2 separate regions of the Homo sapiens genome follow, and region 2 is linked to region 1. The links are chromatin contacts, found by Hi-C or POLR2A ChIA-PET in ENCODE. All regions are on one chromosome and are shown on one strand. Each heading gives the region's core, a stretch centred on a gene start or an enhancer-like site at or near the end of the contact. The rest is flanking DNA. Distances are from core to core; before and after follow the strand shown.

Region 1 (3,230 bases), core at 460-2,959:
TTAGTGGGAGGGGTGATGGATTATGTCTTACTCTTAGCACTGATAGAGACATATAAACTCAAATATCTTCCTATAATAGAGAGATAATCAAGATTTAAAACAGGATGCCAACCTTCCAGATCACTAGAGGGAAATAAGAGTGAAGAGAAATTGATCAATATGCCAAAAAAAAAAAAAAAAGAGAGAGAAAGAACTATAGGCAAATTTGAATAGGGATACGGAAGTCTTAAATAAAACATTAGGAAGTGGAATTCATCAGTTTATTCAAAGAATACTCCCCTCCAAGAACACAGCCTTCACTCAACAGATACTTATTGAGCATTTACCAAGTTCTAAGCACTGGGGATGCACTGGTGAACAAAACAGATGCTAAGCTTACATTCTGGAAGGCAGAGGAGGCCGTGAAACAAGATTACCAGGCAGGAAGCTGTTGTCCATTAGATGATGAGAAGCTCTAAGGAGAAAAATGAAGCAGGGCAGGGTGACAAGGGCATTTCAGGGTGTACCGGGAAGGCCTCAGGGAAGGGACATTTGAGTAAAGCTCAAAGAAGATGAGGGGGTGAGCTCTGCAGACATCTGGGAAAAGGGCATTCCAAGCAAAGCGTTCAGGGGATGCTGAGGCCCCCGGGCAGGAGTGTGCCTGGTGTGTTCCAGGGGATGCTAAGGCCCCCGGGCAGGAGTGTGCCTGGTGTGTTCCAGGGGATGCTAAGGCCCCTGGGCAGGAGTGTGCCTGGTGTGTTCCAGGGGATGCTAAGGCCCCCGGGCAGGAGTGTGCCTGGTGTGTTCCAGGGGATGCTAAGGCCCCCGGGCAGGAGTGTGTCTGGTGTGTTCCAGGGGATGCTAAGGCCCCCGGGCAGGAGTGTGTCTGGTGTGTTCCAGGCACAGCAGAGAGGCCCCCGAGGCTGCAGGGGGCAGTGGGAAGAGGAGCAGAATAGGACAGGACCAGGCATTGAGAGCATAGGGACCAGATCGCACTGGGCTTTGTCAGCCCTCACAGGGACTTGGTTGGAAGTCACTGAGAGATTTTAGGCAGAGGACAGAGGTGATCTGAACTTCTGTGTTAATAGGCTGACAGCTGGTCAGAATAGACGGAAGTGAGGGTGGGAGAGGAACAAAGGCGGGGAAGCCAGTTAGAAGGTCATTGCAATATCAGGTGAAGGTGACTCCGACGGGGCAGCATCAGTGGAGTGTATGAAGCAGTCAGATTCTGAAAGCAGGGTCGAGAGATGTGTAGATGGATCAGATGTGGGCTGTGAGAGGAGAGAGGGGGCATGGATGACTTCAGAGTTTTTGTCCTGCACAGTAGAAGAATGGAGTCCTAGTTTCCTAGATCTGGAACATTGCAGGGGGGGAAGATGCTGGAGAGAAGATCAGGAGCTTGGATTTGGGTGGGTTAAATCAAAGATACTTACACAAGTCCAGGCAGAGATATGTACCTGGAGGTGAGAGGGAAGACTGAGCTAGAAATCCAAATTCGGATTAGGTATATTAAGTATCGTCAGCCTTTCAAGCTGTATGAGCAATGGAAGGAGATCTGTTTATATAACAGTGATTCACACGTTTGGAGCCTGTTGCGTGTGGGTGCTGAGCGAGCTTTAGGCTTGCAGTGGTGCACAGCACGGAACCGCATGCCCTGCACACCTGTGCACCTGCCACACTGCTTCCTGCCCAGCCAGATGCTGCCATATCAGCTCCCTGCTTGCTGCCTGCATGGCACTCAGCAGCTCTGGCCTTGGCCTTAGCACTGATGGGCTTGCCATCTGCAGCCTTCCTTCCTTCCGGTCCTGCTGTGCCCTGAGAGCCTCCTGCTGCATGGTGTATGATAGGTGCCCAATAGGTGTTGGCGGATTAATTAGTCCAGTTGGAACCCTCTGTAACCACCACATGACCAGATGCTCTGTGTGCTACAGAGGACACAGGATTAGTGGATACAAGAAATACTTCCTGAGGGTAGCCCCAAATGAAGTCTTGACACAGGTCGATCTCCACCCCTCAGCGTGGGTAGAAACTGGATCTTTGCTTTCAGAAGGTTGAGACGGGTGCAGAATAAACACCTTGTGGTACCTTCCAGCTCTGACCTTCTAGGGCCTACTGGAATTTGGGGGGCGGGGACACATTCTCCAGTGTCATCACAGAGAGTATGCACATTCCTGCAAGGGCGTCTGGAGTCAGTTCATTCCATGCAAGCTTTACCCTGTAGACAACTGCCACTCCTGAATGTGGTCCAGAAACAGCAAGTACAGGCATGCGTCCTGCCACAGCTGACGCACGGCAAGCCCTCCCTGCTGTGTGTGGGGAGGACGGGCGCCTTCCTGTCACCCACAGGCTCTGTGCATCCTCCCCAAGCACAGTGAGAGCTAGCCTGGGAGCCTGGGTCCCACCAGCATCTCTCCACAGTGGAAATCCATGTGGCCCTCACATGGGACACTGCAGTTGCAACTGAGTCTCCCCAACCTGCCCTGCTCACTTCATTCCAGGGCCAGCCTCTGAGCTTGTTGTTCAGCATGGCGGCTGGATCCTCCCAGGGTGAGGGAAGGGAGTGATGGAGTGAAGCCAAAAGGGGTCAGAGGGGCTCAAACAAAGGCCAAGCGGCCCTTTCCAGGTTGGCGTATGGGCCCAGTGCTTTTGAGGTTGATCCAGGATAAGCCCTCTTCAGCCTCCAGATGAATGGTACCTCTTCCGGCTGTTCCTGAAATGTCAAAATGGGAGGTCTGCGTATCCTAACAGACATGTCTCCGATGCATTTTGCAGAGGTCCTGCCATGTGCCAGATGCTATGCCAGTGCTCGGGCACAGAGAGGCTCCAAGACACAGTTCCTGCCCCTGAGGAGCCCACAGGCTAGTTGGGAACATTTCGGATTTCAGGAACCAATAGTACCATGCACAAGGGCCCAAGGGCCACCAGTGACCCAGAGGAGTGCCCCAAGTTCAGTGGAGCAAACAGGGATTTCCGGCTGAAAGAAACAAGGAAGGGCTTGTGAGGAAGGGTCTGCCTAAGGCCAGATTCTCAGGAGTTCCCCAGTGTCACTTTGTTTTTTTTTATCTTAGTAGCATAGAAAATACAGGCCATTAGGAGATGGCGACTGCCCCAAGGGTACGGCTGTCCTTTTGTAGAATGAAGTGCCAGGCATTGCCCACATATGACCTGCCTTACTCCGCCTACCCCCAGGGGTGAGACTTCTCAGGGCTGGCCTTGCTCCCCAGGCCCTGGGAGGGACCACAGAGGGGCTC
Region 2 (3,230 bases), core at 210-2,709, 250 kb before region 1:
CCAGGAGTGCAGGTGGGGGCGCTGGCTGGCTGGGAAGGGGATTTCACATAGGAGGACCAGGCAGAGGGAACACTATGTCCACAGTGCATGCAGCACTTAGAGGGAATGCCACGTCCACAGTGCATGCGGCACTTAGAGGGCAGGCCACATCCACAGTGCATGCAGTACTTAGAGGGAATGCCACGTCCACAGTGCATGCAGCACTTAGAGGGAACGGGACAGCTGGCAGGGCTCTAGCCAAGGACAAAACAGCCCATTCCGTTCCCAGACTTTGAGTCAGCGTTTAGGGTTTTGCCTCATGATGGGCCGTGCTGAGGAAACCAGTCAAGATGACCTGAACTCAGACCCCTTCCGCAGTGTCTCCTTTGTCCTGCTGAGCAACTCTGCTGTTCTCCTGCAGCCCCTCCAGGCCAGCCTCCCTCTTCTACTCAGGGCGGGGTCCAGTCAGTGCACCCAACTCCGGGGCTCCTCAAGGCTCTCCTCCCTGCCTCTGATCTGGGCTGAGGTGGAGCAGATGTGAGGAGAGGTGGGGGGGGGAGCCCCCTTCTGCATTCCCCATGGTAGGAGCAAGGTTGACATCCCAAAAGCTCCTGTCAAACTGTCCCCAAAGCTCCTGGACAAGGACTCCTCCCTCGCCATCTCCCTGATCAAACTCACCCTTCCAGAAGGGCTCAGAGTGGCATCTGGGACAGCCCCGGTTAAGGTCTCATAGACTATCTGCTCTCGGGCACGGACCGGCATCTTTAGGATGTGAGATACTCGGCTCTTACTGCTGTCAGTGTGGGGGCCTCAGCTGGGACCACACACCGCATCACAGCCTGCTACACACACGGAAGCATTTTCCCGAGTCCGACTGTGGAACTGTAATGAATCTCAGCTGCCACTCACAGCTGCTCACCAGCGTTCTCTGCTGCTTTTAGTGGCTTTGTAGGTTTCCATTGCAGAGCTCAAATTATTTAAGCAGCCCTGGTCTTGGGTATGGAATTTTGCGGTCACAGCAGGCTGGGAGGGGATCTTTTGCTGATTCCTTTGTGCACAGGTGTGAAGAGATGTGTAGGAGAGTCCTGAAGGTGGTTTCTTATCTAACCTGCATCCGTGGAAGAGCGTGTCCTGGTGCCTGGGTGTCGGGACCCCATAAGGACCATGAGCTACCCCTTTGCCAGGGCTGGGACTGTGGATGGTCATTTGCAGCCCAGACCCACGAGGTGTTTCCCAAGCATGGTGGCACCTCCCTGTGGCTGTGCCTGGCTCCTTCCAGCTCTCCCCAGTGGCCCATAGGCTTAGAAACATGTAGAGTGTGTCCCAGGCAGGGGGCCAGCCTTAAAAAATGCCAGCCCATCTCCTCCATCCACGATGACATCACCGGTACGGGCTTGTGTGTAGGTGACCTTTGGTGGCCTGATCCTCCTGCCCTCTGCCTGGCTCCCTGGGCTCTGGTGGAACACAGCTGCCCTTCCTAATTTGGTCTTAATCAGGCTGAGCTAAGCCAGTCTGTATTTGAGGAGTTGGAAGCAGGTGATTCGGGCACAAATTTGAAGGCTGATAAACGGCAGCCGTCACCCGTGCACTCAGAGCGGCCAGAAGTCCTGCTCCTGGGGAAGGAGGAAGGGCGCAAGGGCAATGAGCATGTCGCCTTGCCCTCGGGGTGTGCGGTTTCTGCTCAGCCTCCTCTTGCAGCCTTGTTTCAAGTGTGGGAATGGCCTCCTGACTCCCAATCCGAAACAACTGCTGAGCACAGAAGGCAGAGCAGGGCCCTGAGAGTCAGAGGAAAATGCTGCTGCGGGGACTGGGGAGCCCCATCGGGTGACTCCCCAGAGATGTGAGCAGGTGCAGAGGCTGGAACAACAGGTGAGGCATGTGGGACCAGGAGGCCGGGTTGTGGGAAGCAAGGCATTTGTGGGAATCCGGGTTCCCCAGTGACACTGGAACCCTTCCTGCAGTCCCTGATATTCCTGGGGCTCGTCAGGGCTTCCCGTAACAGCCCAGGATTAAGTTTGTTCTCTTCCCTACCCCCAACACGCAGTGCTGCAGGAAAGTCTCTCCCGTGGATGCTGTGGCCTGGGGCTTGGGTGACGACGTGCACGGCTGCCTCCTCGCTGTCACGTGCTCTGCTGGCTCGTCTCCAAGCTGTGCTGCTCATGTTCCAAAGTCTCCCTGGAGGCTTTAGTGAAAAGCCCTTTCCCCGGTGACCTGGAGTGTCTTGCTAGATGGAGCTGGCCAAGCCTGACGTCTTTTCCTGGCCGATGCCTCAGTCCTTATGCAAGTAGGTGCAGCCACAAAAGGCACCTTCATGGGAATTAGGAACAGAGGATGCCAGGGCTGGGTGTCTCACCAGTGACTGCTGGGCCAGGGAGCAGACCCCGTGCAGACCTGCCCAGGCAAATCTGCTCCCCAAGTAGGGTGTACCAGGGGAGAGGGGAGGGCTGCACAGACCCCTGCTTCCAACATGCAGCTCTTTTGGACACTAGGTGGGGAGGAGGTGGGCTGGCATTTCTTTAAGGCCGCTGCCTGCTTTGGACACACTCTCATGGTTTCTCAGCCCGAGGGCCACTAGAGAAAGGTAGAGGGACCAGAGACTGCTGGAGTAAGAGTGCATGCACAAGGGACAGCCCCAGAGAGGTACCGCCATGCTGCCATGCCTGGGAAATGTGCCTCATGGGGCTTAGGGGGACCATCCACAGTCCCAGCAGCCCCAGCCCCTGCACAGGGGTCACCCGTGGTTTTTATGGGGTCCCGACACCCAGGCACCAGCACACGCTCTTCCATGGAGATCCCATGGAGAGGGATGCCTGCGTGGAGGCCACAGCACTTCTACCAGACCCTGCCACCAGCAGCCAGGCTTGGGAAATGGGGTGGGGGTGGCGGCAGCCTGGCCTGGTCACCGACATTAGCAGTCACCTGCCCAAGGCCATGTGGGGAGGGAGCAGCAAGGAGAGGCCGAAAAGCAAGCTGCGGCCTCAACCGGCCCTGGGTGCCCTCCCAGCCAATATCCAGAGGTGCCCAGCCGGAGGGCCTCACTCACCAGGGCCAGGGCCTCAGCCAAGCCCCAGGTCCCCTCCCCAGCACCCACGGAGGTCATCTTCAGAATTTCAAACGTTTGTCAATGAAGTGCTCCCAATGGAGGCCTCACCAAGCCTCAGTTTGGAAGATCTGAGCAGGTGCTGCTTCCAATTGTGCTTGGCTGTCTGGAGAGTCTCTTCTAAGAAAGTCCCTGCCCCGGGGAGCAGGGG

What was found. A loop is a pair of places that touch in the nucleus more often than their neighbours do. ChIA-PET counts read pairs that join two places held with the same protein, here RNA polymerase II (POLR2A). Pooled maps may share reads with other maps.
Region 2: a loop to region 1 is called in a pooled map, with 1.9 times the contacts of the local background. The contact joins the promoter of LINC02348 here to the enhancer-like site in region 1. A Hi-C loop is called at or near these places in 1 of 50 pooled maps. POLR2A ChIA-PET finds 5 or more read pairs at or near these places in 2 of 52 experiments (PC-3 and Panc1).

Annotation. Positions count from the first base shown.
Region 1 is chr15:101,358,115-101,361,344 of GRCh38, reverse strand. All of the region lies in intron 13 of PCSK6 (proprotein convertase subtilisin/kexin type 6), which reads left to right. Among named protein-coding and RNA genes, the nearest start is that of PCSK6-AS1, 25 kb to the right of the region's middle. RefSeq lists enhancers at 354-1,297, 1,298-2,241, 3,186-3,230. Within about 2 kb of position 1,709, at least 4 of the 41 ENCODE cell types and tissues checked have a DNase peak (open chromatin) inside an H3K27ac peak, as active enhancers do.
Region 2 is chr15:101,612,568-101,615,797 of GRCh38, reverse strand. LINC02348 (long intergenic non-protein coding RNA 2348) reads left to right here and starts at 1,459. Exons shown (of 3, transcript NR_147041.1): 1 at 1,459-1,848; 2 at 2,024-2,263. RefSeq lists enhancers at 1,114-1,630, 1,631-2,149, 2,968-3,230.